2 separate regions of the Mus musculus genome follow, and region 2 is linked to region 1. A link is a loop called in an ENCODE intact Hi-C map of the cell type or tissue named here. Cell type or tissue: left cerebral cortex. All regions are shown on one strand.

Region 1 (8,000 bases):
TGTGGAGACCCTGCATTTGGTTCCCAACACAACACAGAGAGAGAGAGAGAGAGAGAGAGAGAGAGAGAGCGAGAGAGAGAGAGCAATGGAGAGCCTGAATAACAAGCGAAAGCCAAAGCAATGTTTTTAAATAAGCATATTTGTACTATAAGTCCAAACACACCTATAAAATAATTTGATAAGAAATTTGACTATGTCACTTACATCATTAAAAAAAATCTATACATTCAGGGGCCACCCAGGTGGCTCAGTAAGTAAAGAAACCAGCAAACCAGAAGACCTGAGTTCAGTCCCTGAGACCCACATAGTAGACAAGAACTGACTCCTAAAGTTGTCTGACCTCCACATAGGAGCTGCAGTACTTATACACACATACATACATACATACATACATACATACATACATATATACATACAGAGAGAGACAGACAGAGACAGACAGAAACAATGTTTTAACGTTTATATATTCATGCTAGCCCCCAAAAAGACAGTCCTTTCGTAACTACCCATTGGGAAATGGGACATTGCCTCATCCTTGGGGTTTCACGAAGCACCAACCTTCTACCCACTGCCTACTGGCCCCAGCCAAGGCTGCTCTTCCTATCAAGAGAGTCCTGTGAGGGTCCACTAGACCCGGGCAGTCAGCCAGTCCCCGGGAGTAGACATCCTTAGGCACTTGAGAGCCATGGAAAGGACACACCATCCCCCTAGTGTTTCTGTGGCAACACCAGTTTGTTATGTATACTTCCATTCAGTAGCACTTAGAGATTGGGGAAGGGTTTAGTATCTTCATGATTGTACACAGGCGTTGTTCCATTTCATCTAGCCAAATGGTGTCCCTGGCTACAACAGTCTAATGATAAAGGGTAGGTGACACTGTCAATGGGGGCTGTAATCCTGCCAAGAATAAAACCAGCTGAAGCACTGGAAAGAAAAAAAAAGAAAACCAGGCTGAGCTGTGGGGCCAGTGATCACCCTTGAACCCAGTCATGCACTAGTGCTTTCTGAAGGAGCATCTTCCGGGTCAGAATCCCTAACTCCACCTGAGAACTGTCCTCAGCACCTCCTCTGATATCAGCCTACCATAAAACGAGAAGAAACACAACAGACACATTCCTACCCAGAGAGGATGATTTAACACGTGCTTGCTGGGACTTCTTATAAAAGCGGAAATATAAAATCCTTACTGCAGCAGCACAGGTCTCTGAGCTGCCAGGTGACCCCCTAGCAAGTCCTGTGGCTTTACTGCAGTTTCTTTAGCATTTTGGATGCGCTAGTCGAACGCCATAGCACTAGGAGCCAAATAGCGTCATACAATTAAGGTGGAAAACATCGCATAAATGCAACGGAGGCCAGGGCTTAAATAGCCACATATGGTTTCACAAAACGTACTCCGGATCATCAGCCAGCAGTAAAAACACACAGGAGGGAGATGGTCTGGCTGGAAATGAACTGCAAATTGATAAACATGTAGTTGCTAATGCGGTGTTTATTATTTTTTACTGGGATAAAAATTAACTTGTGCAGCCTTGGCTAGCCAGCGGCTTGAACTCTACCATCTGGGTAGTGGAATCGGCTGTTTCTGGAACTCCAGGTTACAAGTTAGTGTTGCCAGACCGTATTCGTGAACAGGTCCTGCATGTCCAGATAGCAGAATGGAGAGAGGTTTCAGCAAAACACCATAGAACCTGTCAGGGCAGCAAAGAGGACTACCAGGAGGGAGCCACTCTGTTTTGAATTTGTACATGTACCTGTGTATGTCACACTGACATATGTGTGTCAGTGCATGGGGAGGTCAAAGATCAACCTTGGCTATCATTCTTTGGGAGCCATCCATCCTGTGTTCTGAGACAGGGTCTCTCACTGGCTCTGCGCTCACCTATTAAGCTACTAGGTTGACTGGCCAGCAAGACCCAGAGAGCTGTTTCTACTTTCCTAGCACTGGGCTTGCAAGCACATGTCACCAAACAGTTTTTTATGTGAGTTCTGGAGGATTGAACTCAGGTCTTCGTGCTTGTGTGGCCAGTACATTACCGACTGAGCCATCTTGCCAGTAGTAATCCCACATTTCAAGTGGAGAAGGAGGCTGGCAACTTCCTGGAAAATCACCTTCACCTCAGGAAGCCAGACAGGCTGCAAATCCTGGCCTTCTAGAGAGGCAAAGAAGAGATTGCAAGGGATGCAGGGACTGGGGGATGGGGTGTGTGAGTGTGTGTGTGTGTGTGTGCAGGAAGATCATGAGGGCACTGGGGGCAAGCCTGAGCAAGCACAGCCAGTCATGTGACAACCCCAGCAGCTGCCCCAGCTGCAGAGCTGACCTCTCTGTCCCCAGGGGCCCTTTGTCATCAGCTGGATCAATTTACTTCAGCTACAGTGTCCTCACAAGCAGGGACTGAATTATGACTCGTGGAAATCCCCTCTGTACCAAGGAATCAGGTAGCTTTCAAACTCCCAACAATTAATGGCTCTTTTGGTCAAAGGAGAACATGAGGCAGGGAGGCGTTGGAGGAGGGGAGAGCAGCAAGCAGCGCTCTGGGTCTCCGAACAGGCTGTTCAGTTTCTAGTAAATTAGAAGGGGTGGATGGTGGAGGTACCAGTAATGTTACCCTGTAGAATGCGGTCTCCTTTGACGTCAGTGAGATGCTTCTCTCCCTTTCTCCTTTTGCCCTCCTTCCTCTCTCCTTTCCCTTCCTGTGTCCCTCCCTCCTCCCAACATCTTTACACGTCACAGAGTCATGCTGAAAACAGCTCTGAGTTTTACAACACAGCTTCCAGACGCAGAAGATCCCCCCACCCCCACCCCCCACCCCACCCTGACAACACTGCAGGGCAGAATGCAGGCTGTAGTGGGAGGCAGACAAAAAATAAAAATGTTCATGTGACTCAAAGCAGGAAGCAGGACACATTGCTGGGAGGAGGCGTCACCACCACAGGCTGTGCATTCCTGCCTTGCCTGGCCAGGTTAGCCATCCCCTCCAAGGGAGCATTCCTCTGTGGCAAGAACACACACTGGTCTCAGACAATCCTGAAATAGAATCTTGACGAGCATGCGCCCTGCTCTGAGGCCACTCAGCCTGGTGTCCTGGCTCCCCCTGTCTCTTCCCAGGAGATGTGTTCTCCACACATCAAACAGTAGCAGCTGCCCCCTTGTCAGAACGGAGCTAGTGAAAATAGCATTGCAAGGCTGGCCAAGCACTCTAGATCCAGACCAGAAATGCTGCTGTTTTTATTTAAATTGCACCTGCATATACCCACACACATACATAATGCATGTGTGCATACACAGGTTCATGCACATATGCACATGCACGATTACACATGCACTCACATGGACACACATGCATGACTGCTTCCACAGAGCATGCTGTGGGTATTAGAGGGGGTTGCTTTCTGGGTGGCTAGTCTCAAAAAGTCTACTTGTTTCTGGAGTAAAAGGACTCTAGTTTTCTGGGGTTTTTGTTTTTTGTTTCCCTCAGGCAGCTTTTTTTGCAGCTGGTTTGTATATGCATTTGGTTTGTATATGCATTATATATATGAATATGATGTGACTCTTTGAAGAAAGAATCATATATAATATGAAGGTAGAACTGGGTCTATATGGGAAAGGAGAACTTAAAGGAGGTGGGGGGAGAGGAGGTGGGGGAGAGGAGATGGGGAGGGAAGTCAGGAAAGGGAAGGGAGTGGGAGAGGGGTGAGGGAGGGGAATGAGGGAAGAAAGATAAAATGTCATATGTCTTCTCTCATGTATGGAACTAGATTTAGCTATATTCACATATATAAATGGCATAAAAGCGGCAAGTCTTAGAGGAAAGGGAGAGGGGGACAATGAGTGAGTAGTGGAGGAAGGATGGGGGAGGATAATAAGGAAACAAATACAAAGTATATGGATGAAAATGTCATCATGTGAAATCCATTATTTTATATACTAAAAAAATACTTCAATGAATTAAAAATAAATAAATAGTTTTTATGGGATAAGACCTTGACCCCAAGGCTTTGTCCTAATAGGCACCAATGAGGCCCCAGATGGGGTTGGGTGTAAAAGCAGAGAGCAAGCGTGAATATCCTGCTGGCCCCACCATCCTCTGCTCTAGAAAGCAAGGGTATCAGGAGGCTTCAGAACAGGGAGCATTTTGTAAGCCAGTGTCCCAAACAGTCTTACAGGCATGAGGTCATGGGGGAAAACACATACACAGAAAGAAGAGAAATTTTGGAATCTATTCCAAAATTAGAGGGGGAAGATAATGAAATGTGTGTGCATGCACCCTCAGTCTGGGGAACCAGAGACTGTATGAAATTGCCATGAGCAGATAAAGCCATTCAGTAAGAGACGGAGTCCAACTCACCGCAAAGATATATTTAACATGCGTAGATGGATGGATGGGCAGCTGAACAAAGAGAATGAATTGTTTTAGAAAACAAAGATGGTAAACAGGACTCAAAGCTTTTGGGAGGGGCTGGGCAGGTTTGGGAAATAACAGTGTGTGAGTTAACAATGAAGAACATTCTAACCCCATACCCGGGGGTGGATGGAAGTGGGTGTGTCTAACCAAAGGCAAATCCGTGTGCCTTCCATGGGAACAGTGGGCCTTTATGTGGTCCTGTGTACCGGAGTCCTGCCTCTCCTGTCATGACACCCATTGGCTATTGTTGAGAGGGGGTGACTACCCTTCTGCTTACCTACAATGCAAACGTTCCAAGAGGCCTGTAGGAGGCTGAACTCTGACACAGGGAGTTAAAGCCAGCTTCCTCACTCTTCTTCTCTCTTCCTCACCTGGAAAATGAAGGCACAGAAGGAAGTTAGGATGGAAAGAAATGGTGGCCACCTGCATGTAACCTTCCAGTACTGCTTGAGAGCTCTGAGTCCCGGGGGCACACACTAAGGGCTGGACTGACAGCAAGGGAGTAGGCATCTTGGCTGGGAACAGCCTGCTAAAGGCTCTCACTTCTTCACTGTATCCTCACGGGGACTTCTTCCTCACAGGAGACCTACCTAACTGTTTTGGGGTCACTGCAGAGGTGCTTCACACAGTGGGGCTCCTTTATGTCCTTTCAAATGCATCTATTGTATGGCAGTTTTCTCTAAACCAAGCCACTCTATCTCAGAGGAGAGTTAAGATTCCGAAAGTAAAATGAAGCTTTCAAGGCTCCAGAAAAAAAAAAAAAAAAAAAAAAACAAGAAAAAGACAACAACAACAACTCACAAATCTCATGAAGTTCCTAAGACTTACAAGATACACAATGCTTCTCCCAAAGGCTATATGAGCAGAAACATTTACTGGGGAGAAGAGACTTTCCCACCAGTCAAGCTGCCTTCAAGTGGTATGGGAAGCTCCAGAGATAGAGCTTCTGGGAATCATTGCACATACTGGAATGGGACTTCTAGTGCTACAGCTTCCTTTGAGTCATCCAGGAGCCTAGAAGTAACACTTCCATCACCCTTGCTCATTGATTGCTTCATCGAGTTGGACTTCAGGGGAATTGTTACTCTGGTCTGTCACTGGTACTCTACCAAGGATGAATTTTTTTCATATCTTATTAGCATAACATGTTAATGTCTTGATCCACAGATGTGCACAAGGCAGCATGTTCCTGCCATGGCACATGCTCTCAACTCAAGTCTCATGTTAGACATTTTCCTGAGAAAGGTAGTGATTGAGATGAGGGCCCAGTGAGGGACCCAAGCGGAGATCCTGCATGGACAGCATTTTCCTCAGATCACAAGGAAAGAAGGAGCCTGATCCTTCCCCCATCCTATGCCGCTCAACAGACTGACTCTACCAACCTACCTGTCCCAATAAGAACATTGACTCTTAGCAGGAATTCCACCATGAGCTTCATGGGTATGCTATTTCCCGAATAAGGGGATGGACACATAGCTGCTGGCAGGTGTTCAAGTAAAGGCTTCACAAAGATGTCAGATAACAGCACAGGGGCCAGTCTGTGTATTTGTGGTATGAGTAAAGGTGATAAGCAGATGTTGTCCTGGTTACCTGACCTGGCTTGTCCCACTCATGCAGGACCACGGCTTCCAGTGTCCCTGCAAAGCAGGACCAATGGCAGCCCACACATGCAGAGCTATATGGTGATGATCCTGGATGGATAGACTTAGGATGCTAAGCTTGTCCTCTGTCCACTGAGGGTGATCACAGCTCATGTAACACATGGAGAGCTCTTGGAGCCTTTGCAATGTAGGGCTTGGAGAAGACCCTAAATAACTGGAGTCCATTTTTATTGCTATTACTGAGGTCCCTGTGGTTTGGCCTTGAGTAACTAATGATATTCGCTGAGAAGATTTTTATGAGCCAAGCATACTACATATGTGCTGTCTACCTACGTTGACCTGAAAGGTGGGTATTGAGTTCTCCATTTCGCAAACGGAGAATCTGAAGCTCGAAGCAGGTAAATGGCATGCCCTACGTCACACAGACAGCTAGTGATGAAGGGACAGCTCATATTAAGGTTAAGACAAGTTTTCTTCCTAAGAAGGCAGGCCAACAAAGGCAGAGGAAGGCATGTATTTCAGGAAAGCACAGAGTGACTATGCCAAAGGCTATCCTTCCCTCCTCTCGACTCGTGTTTGTGTGTGTGTGTGTGTGTGTGTGTGTGTTCACCTTCAGCCTGGAACAGCACTTTTGGCAGGCTCACTCATCTACCACATTCAACGTCCACATTCAAAACTGATCTACCAAAATGCTCTTTTCTCAAAGGATGTGATGATACATCATTACCACCCAGCACTCAAGAGATAGAAGTAAATGGATCTCTATAAGTTCAAGGGCAACGTGGTCTACATAGAGAGTTCCAGGCCAGGATAGGACATAAACCAGGGTCAGTCTGGTCATGAGCACGGTGATTAATGTGGTAAGTCACTTCAAAAAAATAATAAAATAATAAAATTAAATTAAATTAAAAAAAAAAAAGCTCAACAACCAACCAAGTCCATTGGAAAGAAGCATCGGATATCTGGGTGATGACAAATTAGTTTTGGATCATCACCAAGAGAAATCAAGGGGCTAGGGAGGGTATTCAACTGATAAAGTAACTGCCTTGCATATTTAAGGATCTGAGTTTGACTCCCAGAGTCTTCATTTGAAAAGCCAAGTGTGGCATGCTTGCATTCCCAATGCTAAGGAGGCAGATACTGGCTAGGCCATCTTGCCTATTTGATGAGTTCCAAACCAATGAGGGATGCTATCTTAACAACAACAACAACAACAACAACAACAACAACAAAGTGGGGGAGGGGAAAGGTAGAGAGAACCTGAAGAAATCAGCCAAAGTTGTCCTCTGCCCTGTGTATGCACACCAACATACGAATGCACACATGCACATGAAGAAGAAAGCAAGGAGGGAGGAGGGAGAAAGAGAGAGAAGAAGGAAAGAAGAAAGGAGGGAGTGAAGGGAGACAGGAAATCAGGAAGTGACATGCTTCCCTGAAGCAGGATTCGTGTCTCTCCTTTATCTGAGGAAAAGCTGACAAGCCCAAAGTCTCCACTGAACAGAAAGAAGTCAGCCCAGATGGACCTCCAGCAACCACAATTGAACTGCAATAAAAATGGCCTTCAGGGAGTGGGGTGACCAATGGTGCTTCCAATGGAGACTCCTTGTTGCTTTCCCTTCTTGGCAAAGTCGTGTCTGTGGAAGCCAGTGTCTTAGAACCCAAACACCATCATTACAGCAGACCAAACTTCCCATCAGAAAATCAGCTGTGAATCACACATAAGCAACTAAGCCACCGGAGGGAAGCGAGAGCATGAGGGTTGTGTTTACTGGTAGTTGAAACCTAGCAAACGGGGAACATTTTCTGATTACTGCTCATGTTCCCAAACATCACCTCCCAGACCATTGCTAGGGCTCTCTCTCAGGAAGGCTCCTGCACTTTAGTGTTTACAGGAACCTGGCACTTAGCAACTGGCAAGTGGGTTGTCTTTAAGGCTGAGTCATGTCAAACAAAGCCTTTCAGCTAAGGGTCACTTACCTGAGCCCTCATCGGCTAG
Region 2 (8,000 bases), 150 kb before region 1:
CTGTTGTCTTTGTTTGCTTTGCGTTGAATACCACCTCCCCCTGACTCCCAAAGCCTCATCTCAAAGATGAGGGGGTGGAGCCTATAGGAGGTGGCCAGTTTCTGAGAGTATGGTTTTCATGAATACAGTTAGTGCCCTCATGAAACAAGTCCCAGGGAGTATCTTTGCCCTTCCCATCATGCACACACAGACACAACCGTAGGTTGCCCTTATGACACCGAACCCCCAGGACTAGGACCTTGGATGTGCAGCCTCCTGAAAGGTTATCAGTGCATTGCTTTTGTTTACAAACCGCTCCCTTTATGTAGCAGCAGCACAGGTTGACTAAGATTCAGACCACAATCACAGAAATTAACCTATTTTGATAGTTTGTATATTCTGTCTATATACAAGATGTGGCCTCTTCCACAGAACATCGCTCTCCTAGTTTGCTTTCTATTATTGAGACAAAACACTCTGTCAGAAAGCAACTTGAGGGGTAAAGGGTCATGTGTTTACAGGTCCAGGACAGACGATCATTGAGAGCATATAAGGCAAGGGCCTGGACTCAAGAACCGAAGCAGAGGCCACGGGAACATGGCTTTCTAGCTTGCTCTCCTGACTCGTGTTCAGCTACCTTTTAAATACCTCCTAGGACCATCTGTCCAGGAGTAGCATCACCCACAGTGGGCTCGACCCTCCAGCATAAATTATTAACTAGAAAAAAAAAATGTCCAATAGACTTGCTTCTAGGCCAGCATAAAGGAGGCATGTTCTCATGATGTTCCTTCTTCCTAGATGCCCCACACTAATGTCAAGTTGACAACAACTGACTGTCACAACCACCTTTCATCCCCCAGTTACTTGTGAAAAGATTTTTGGATCTATGCTGAATATTGAAATATCAGTTTTAATTTGTAATGTGAAAGGCTTTATTTCATTTTCCTGTGTCTAATATTCTCATATGGAAAAATATACTGCAATACAAAATGTGTTTGCACATTCTTTTTATAGGTGATTGTGTGTGTTGTATTGTGTTCCTGTGTTGCATGTTTATGTGTGTGTGTGCATGCTCATGTGAGACAGTGTATATATGCTCATGTGAGACAGTATGTGCATGCCCAGGCTTAGGGCTCCCATTACTGGAGAAGCTGTGTGTCCACTCTGGCCATTTACTGCCCATGTGGAAAAATCTTTCATCTTTTGTGTTGCTTCTGAGTGGCAAATATATGCTTGTTGCATTATGCTCGAGTAGTCTTACATCAAAACTTGTCCTCTGTGGAGAAAAAAAATATATATTAATTATGTTTTGGATTGACTTCATAGACATCTGGGAGCATAATTTAAATAAAAACTATACCCGAGACTCACAATGTTATTATTCTTATTTGATTTTTAACCCTCAGAATTTTCCAGCCCGACAGCCAAACCAACATTTGGGAAGATTTGTAGTTCTCTGGAGCTGAAGCCAACCCATTGCTCTGCCCAAAGGGAAAGGTTCAGAATCCTGGAACTCAAAAGAAGCCCCACTCTCAGCAACTGTCTCCAACATTGCCCACACCCAGTGACCTCTGTCCACCTGTAGGCTGGCCTTGGAGCTAATGCATGTTTGAGATACTGCTTGCTTCTTGGGCATCCATCTTGCCCTGTGTCCCCCTGACATTGTTCACACAGTTCTGAGAAAACCTCCTATATGCCACTTCCACTGTTACCCAGACCTGAGGCAGAAGAACGTGGGTCATCAGATGACATAACTCTGAATGCCATCACTAGTAAGCCCCACCCCCAGGTTTCTAAAACTAGGCATTTTATGTATGGAAAACCTGCCCATGGATGGGTGGGATGAAAAACTCCCAAATTCTGCAACCTCGGTGATGCCCAAACCATCAAGCTTCCTTTGACTTCTTTATTGTTGTGGAATTAAGTGTATATATCCAGTATAATATACATCAGTACACACACATATAGAGGCAGACACATACACATACCATCATCACCATCATCACTATCACCATCACCATCACCACCACCATCACCACCATCATCATCCTTATCCTACGTCCAATCATCCAAAGAGCACTTTATATGTCCATATCATAGTCAACCACAGACCCCACCTCTCTCCTTGTCTCTCTAAGTCTATTCTCTACATTCCTAATTGCATTTTCTGGGTGACCAGGTAGATTTCTGTAGGAAGAATTAACCAGGCATCAGGGAAAACACAATCTCTTCCTTTCAGTTCAACACCTCTGAGAACTGTCAAAAGTCCATAAAGCAGATGCAGGTGCCCCACAGACATGGTGCATTGCACTTCCTGCTCCCATATCTCCATGGTTCTGGGGCTGGAACCACAGGACACACTTACGCTATTACCTGAGGCCTGGGTCTCCACAGGGCAATGGATCAGCAGGGTGGAATCAGTTGCATTCCTGGAAGTCATCACTCCATCAGAACAGTTATCAGGAAATAGCTCAATATATGCCGAGAAGGCTGTGAAATGCCCCACCAGGTCCAAATTAAATATCTTTCCAATTACATTCTCCCTTGGCCAGCTCCTCCAAGTGCACAAAGCTATCTCAGGGCCCCAAGAAACTAAATGAGGTATTTAGAGACAGCAGTGTGGTGGAAAGAGAGAAAAGGTAGCCATTTGTTCACCTCGGGATGAGGTCATGCTCACACCTCCTTAGGAACAGTGTTGCATACACCCGTGGCCATAGGATTTTACAATATCTGCTAAAGGAGATGATGAAACCAAAGTATTCCAACTCCAAGGAAAGACAGAAGTAAGGAGTCTGGCCAGCAGGGAGAAGTTTGTTCAGTGAAGAGCAGAGGGCTAGAAAAACATTTGAAAGGAAGCCAAGGACAGACAAGGGAGGAACGCCAACTTCAGACGTCAGCTGAAAGCAGGAAGTCTTAATGGTTGGGATGTGCAGGGTCTAATCTGAGAGTATCTGCTGTTAGTGCCATACTTTGAAATATGGTTTGGGAATCCTGGCCAGGTGACAGGGAGGGTGTCTCCAGAATTCTATGAATAGTGCTATGGTCTGAATCTGAAATACCCCACAGTGCTGTTTTGAATGTTGTGGACCTTTAAGAAGTGGGGCCTGGCTGGTGGAAACAGGTTACCAGGAACAAGCCTTTGAAGGTTCTAGCTACTCTCTGCCTCCTGGTCCACCATGATATGAACAGCTCCACTCCCCACTCCTGGATGCAGTGCTTCTCCGTATCTTTTCTGCAATAATGTGAGCCAAGTAAGCCGTTCCTTTGCAACAATGTTTCTGTTGGGCAGTCTGGCACAGTGACATCATGCCTAACACATAAGCCCTTCATCCGCTACAATGTTTCTACTGCATTTTCTGCTACAGTGACCCACAATGCCTAACACAGACAAGAACAATAGGATAATGGCTGAAACACAGATTGTCCTCAATGCAATGCCCACTTTCTTCTCCTTTACTGCCCATGCCTACTCTTGGTCTTGATGTAAGCTTTCTCTCTACAAATTTCCACTCTTTTCTGTGTTCATTTAGACCTGCTTCACAGCCCCTAGACTCCCAGGGAATGTACTGATTCCTCATAGCATGGTTCCATGTTGAACTTCCATTCACTGGTTAAGGTTCCTATATGTCTTCTAAGGGATGGCAGGCATGGCTGCAAGAGAAACTGAAGAATTTCCACCTCTGGGAATACGGGAATAGGGAGGGCCTAACTGGTGGAAAAGCCATCTGGGCAGCTAAGTGCATAGATGAGAGGGGGTACATTCTAAAGAGAATACTGATGTTCCTAGGCAGATGAAATGGGTATGTTGATCAGCAGGAGAAGCAGGAGAACCTGCCTCATGGTCCTCTCTATGTGTCACAGAATGGACACATTCAGCTTGAGAAACGTGAGCATGGCAGATTAGCCACCAGCACCAAGCTTTGCTTAAAAGCATGTTGTTCCCTTTGATACCTGGAAACAGAAGAAAGTCTCCCCTGGTTGATCTCATACCCTGGACTAGTACTCGTTATCCAAGACTACCACTTGCCAGCCACCCTATTATAACAGCACTCTGTGTTCATGGCTAACACTTTAGAAATGGGCAATTGCTCTGTATAGTGTTTGGGCTCCTCACCTATCTGAAATATAAATTGCCCACTTGGGGTATTTCTTTTATAGCACAAATGGACTAAGATACCCAATGGACGTGTGCTGTGGCAGAGTCAAAAGGAGGAAGTGAGTGAGCAATCTGCTTCCATCTCTCTCCACTTCCTGATGTAGATGCTTGTGAGCAGGTGCCTCAAGCTCCTGCTGCCAGGCCTCCCCTCAAACTGTGAGCCAAGACAAACCCTTCCTTCCTTCCTTCCTTCCTTCCTTCCTTCCTTCCTTCCTTCCTTCCTAAGTTGCTTTTGTCAGGGTTTTGATGATAGCAATGAGCAACTAGAGAAGGGGAGAAGGCTCAGTTGAGAAAGTACTTGCTGCTCAAACATGACGACATGAGTTTGGGTCCTCAGAACCCATGTAAAAGCCAGATATGAAGTTACCTATCTGTAAACCATAGCACTGGGAGGTAGTCAGCCAGGCTCAGTGGCCAGACACTATAGCAGAATCAGGAAGCTCTGGGTTCAGTGAGACAAGGTGTCAAAAAAAAAAAAAAAAAAAAAAAAAGAGAGAGAAATTCACCCTAGAAGCCAACTTCTGACCTATATGTACACATGCACACAAACACAGGAATTCACACACATTCACATGTACACACACACATATGAGAGAGAGAGGGAGGATTGAGAATTGGGATAAACGGAATGTCTGGTAAGGATATTGAGGTTGGGGGTGGGACTGGAAGGTGGCTAGGGAGGCAGAGGCAGACACTGCCAGGATGCAGACAGGGTTTCCAAACTGAGGCATGGTTAATTTGGGTTTGAAATGTCTTTGTTCTGCAGGCCAGAACTTTAGTGTAAACCTGGCACTGGGAATCAGCTAGAACGGAAGCAAACAGTCCTAATTCAGCCGCATTTTGAGCTTCTTGGAAAGAAACCACAGCAGTGAGGGGGCGGTTCTCGGCCACATCCCAGGGCCTGGGTGGTTTTCTGCTAGTGCTTCATCCCGGGACTTGAAAATTTCAAGTAGACCTTACCTTAGCTCTTCAAGGGTAATGTATAATGTCTCTATCGTTCAAATAAGGGCATTCAGAGCTGCAGGGTCTTGCCCTGGTAGTAAAGTGTTCTCTGCCACTGACCTATATTTATAGTACCTGATTCTCTGAAACGGAGCCACTGTGTAGCTCAGACTGGGTAGCAAAGTGTTCTAGAACTGAGCTACATTCATACATGGTTCTCTGATACGAAGTAGCCCAGACTGGCCTCAACTCATAACCTAACCTTTTGTCCCAGATTCTTGTGTGCTGGATTACAGGCACACACCACCCCACTTTACCTGGTTTTGGTTTTGTTTTATACAGAGAGTTATGCCTTTTTATGGAATTTTTTTCTGAATGAAATTGTTTTGGTTTCTCTTTCCCTCCCGCATACTCTTCCCACTCTGCGCCCCCCCCCCCACTCCCAGCACCCTTCTTTCTGCTTCCATGACACGTGCCCTTCCCCTTCTTCCCTCCCCCTTTGTGGACCCTTGCCTAATTTCAAAGTTTACTTCCTCGTCTCCTTATTTACACACAGACAGACATTAACAGTTAGGATCCATGTATGAAAGACCAACATGTGACCCTCTGAGTCTGGGTCCCTTAGCCAAATGTAATATTTTTGAGATCTACTCAAGTCCCTGAAAATTCCATAATTTCACTGTTCTTCGTGGCCGAATAAAATTCCATTGTTTATTTACCACTTTTTCACTATCCAGTCCTCAGTTGATGGGCATCTAGGCTGACTTCATTTCTTGGATACTATGAATAGAGCAATCGTGAACACAGATGTACAAGTGTCTCTGTGGTAGATGCAGTGTCCTTTGGTGTGTGGGTAGGAGTGGCATAGCTGGTTTAGTGTATCACACATAGAAGGGAATCTCCCCTGTCCCTCAATCACCATGATTAGTGGTCACCATACTTCCCCTCTGATCCTTCCCCTAGGTCCAGGAAATGGTTTCTCTACAGGGCTGGATTCTCCGTCGTACCACACAAGGAACATAAACAGGCTTATTCACCTTTTCTGTCCTGGCTGCCAGGGTGGAAGGAGTGGGCTGAACAGTTAGTTGTCTTTAAAGAACCTTCCCTGGGTGCCGTGAACACCGTTGAAGAAGAGATTTTGCTACTTGCCAGCAATGAGCCAACCACCTTGTGGGTGAGTCTGTCCTGCTTGCTGATACTCCTAACTGACCTCAGGCCTTTGGCAAAGTTCTCAGCAGAGGTGCCGGCTCCCCTTTACAGACACATCAGCTCACAGACGCCAGGGCAGTCCTGTGTGCCCCAATGCAGCTTCACTAAGATCTAAGAGAGAGAGAGCTGAGATGGTGTGCTAGCACTTACCCAGAATTCCCTGGGAACCTGAGGAGATGGGAAGGTGAGCAGGTGTCAAGACCAGCAGGAACCTGACATAGAGACACACACGTACACACACACACACACACACACACACACACACACACACTCAACTGATTAACAAATCCTTGGGGTGGTAATCATAGAATATGAGAACATACAACATACTTCAAAAAGAAATCTGGGAGAGAGGACTCTTGATATTTTCATCCCAAAGAAATGTCTCCTGATTGAGGACACAAATACCCATATCTGGATGTGAGCAACACACAATATAGACATGTATTGAGGTGCCATGGGCACTCATAAATATGTTAAAGCTTTATGTGCCAACTATCAAATGCCCAATTTTAGCAAACACGGTGGCCTGTGCCTCATTGAAGCCCTCTGGATGCTGAGACCTGAGGACTGTTTCCAATTTGAGCCCAGCCTTGGTCCGCTGTCCATCCCCCATGGCTTACAGGGCAGCTGTTCCCTCTGTGACTTCCTTTAAAATCTTGGAGACCTGAAAATGGGTTATCTCTGTCTGAGGAAGGAAATGGCAGGCCACTCTGCATGACTCTTCCAGTGACACAGTTCTGTCTGTCTGAGCACTAAGCCTGAGCTACAAGCACAGGCCACTGGGGGGAGGGGAAGGAGGAATGGCGGAGGGTGGGGATAAAGACGTCTTGAGTCAATGGCTTGACAAAATTCTGCCCCTCCCTCCTTTTTTCCCCCCTGTGTTCACCTACGCAGTTTGTCCAGTGCCAGATGCTATACTCAGTGCCAGGGTTGGGGAATGGCCAATCTGCTCTTTTCAGCTGAATAGTAGCAGTGTACTTGGAGCAAGACTCAGCCATGTATAATGCACGGAGTCATCCCTTCCCGCTTCTTTCCCCAAAGAAAATTTTCTGTGCATGTGTGAGAGTACATATCTCTGTGTTCATGTGTTTATGGGTGCACATGTATATGTGTACGTGTAGGTCATAGGACAACCTCTGACCTCAGGATGCCCTTCCTTGTGCCCTATCTACCTTTTCTTGAGGCACGGTCTCTCACTGACCAGGCACACACTACTTGACGTATGCTGGATGGTCAGAGAATCTTATGGTCTTCATCTCTTCAGTGCTGGGATCACAAGTGCCTACCACAATGTTTTGTTTTGTTTTGTTTTGTTTTGTTTTCTTTTGTTTTAAACTGGAATTCTGGGTCTTCAATCATTTAATTGGCGCAGCTCTCTACCCAGCCTCAAGCAGGGAATCTGTTGAGGTGTCTCAACTGGAATAAGAAGGGACATAGCTGTCACTGGGTGAGCTGTATGCGTGACCTGTCTAGGTGGTGACTTGGTGATTTTGCTGCCTGGCCATGGTTGAAAGGTTGAAGTCAGCTCTATACTTCTCAGATTGCTCACAGGGGTGGCACTTGCAGTATGCAGGGCTCACAGGAGCACCAACATGTGTCCCCCAGAGAGGATGTCAGGTCTAGAACCAGTTGTCATACATGCTGTGACTGGGGAATAGACAGATGTCATGGCTGACCTTCGCTGTCTAATTCAGTAGACTAGGAAACACCT

Evidence for each region. Peaks named below come from ENCODE experiments on the same cell type or tissue, not always from the same donor. Only the 100,000 strongest peaks of a DNase experiment are listed, where the experiment ranks them.
Region 2: it touches region 1 in a loop (4-fold over the local background); 3 of 42 quality-filtered maps call a loop at or near these places.

Annotation. Positions count from the first base shown.
Region 1 is chr8:126,836,866-126,844,865 of GRCm38, forward strand. Gm31718 (a long non-coding RNA gene) reads right to left here. Exons shown (of 8, transcript XR_879375.3): 2 at 7,982-8,000; 3 at 4,681-4,774; 4 at 4,347-4,388. Among named protein-coding and RNA genes, the nearest start is that of A630001O12Rik, 8.2 kb to the right of the region's middle. In left cerebral cortex, a CTCF peak has its summit at 3,095; DNase peaks (open chromatin) are centred at 1,675 and 2,911; H3K4me3 peaks cover 303 bases; H3K27ac peaks cover 1,794 bases.
Region 2 is chr8:126,689,624-126,697,623 of GRCm38, forward strand. No RefSeq gene overlaps it. Among named protein-coding and RNA genes, the nearest start is that of Gm31603, 36 kb to the right of the region's middle. In left cerebral cortex, no CTCF peak of the experiment used is centred here; DNase peaks (open chromatin) are centred at 2,866, 4,970, 6,078 and 7,071; H3K27ac peaks cover 1,055 bases.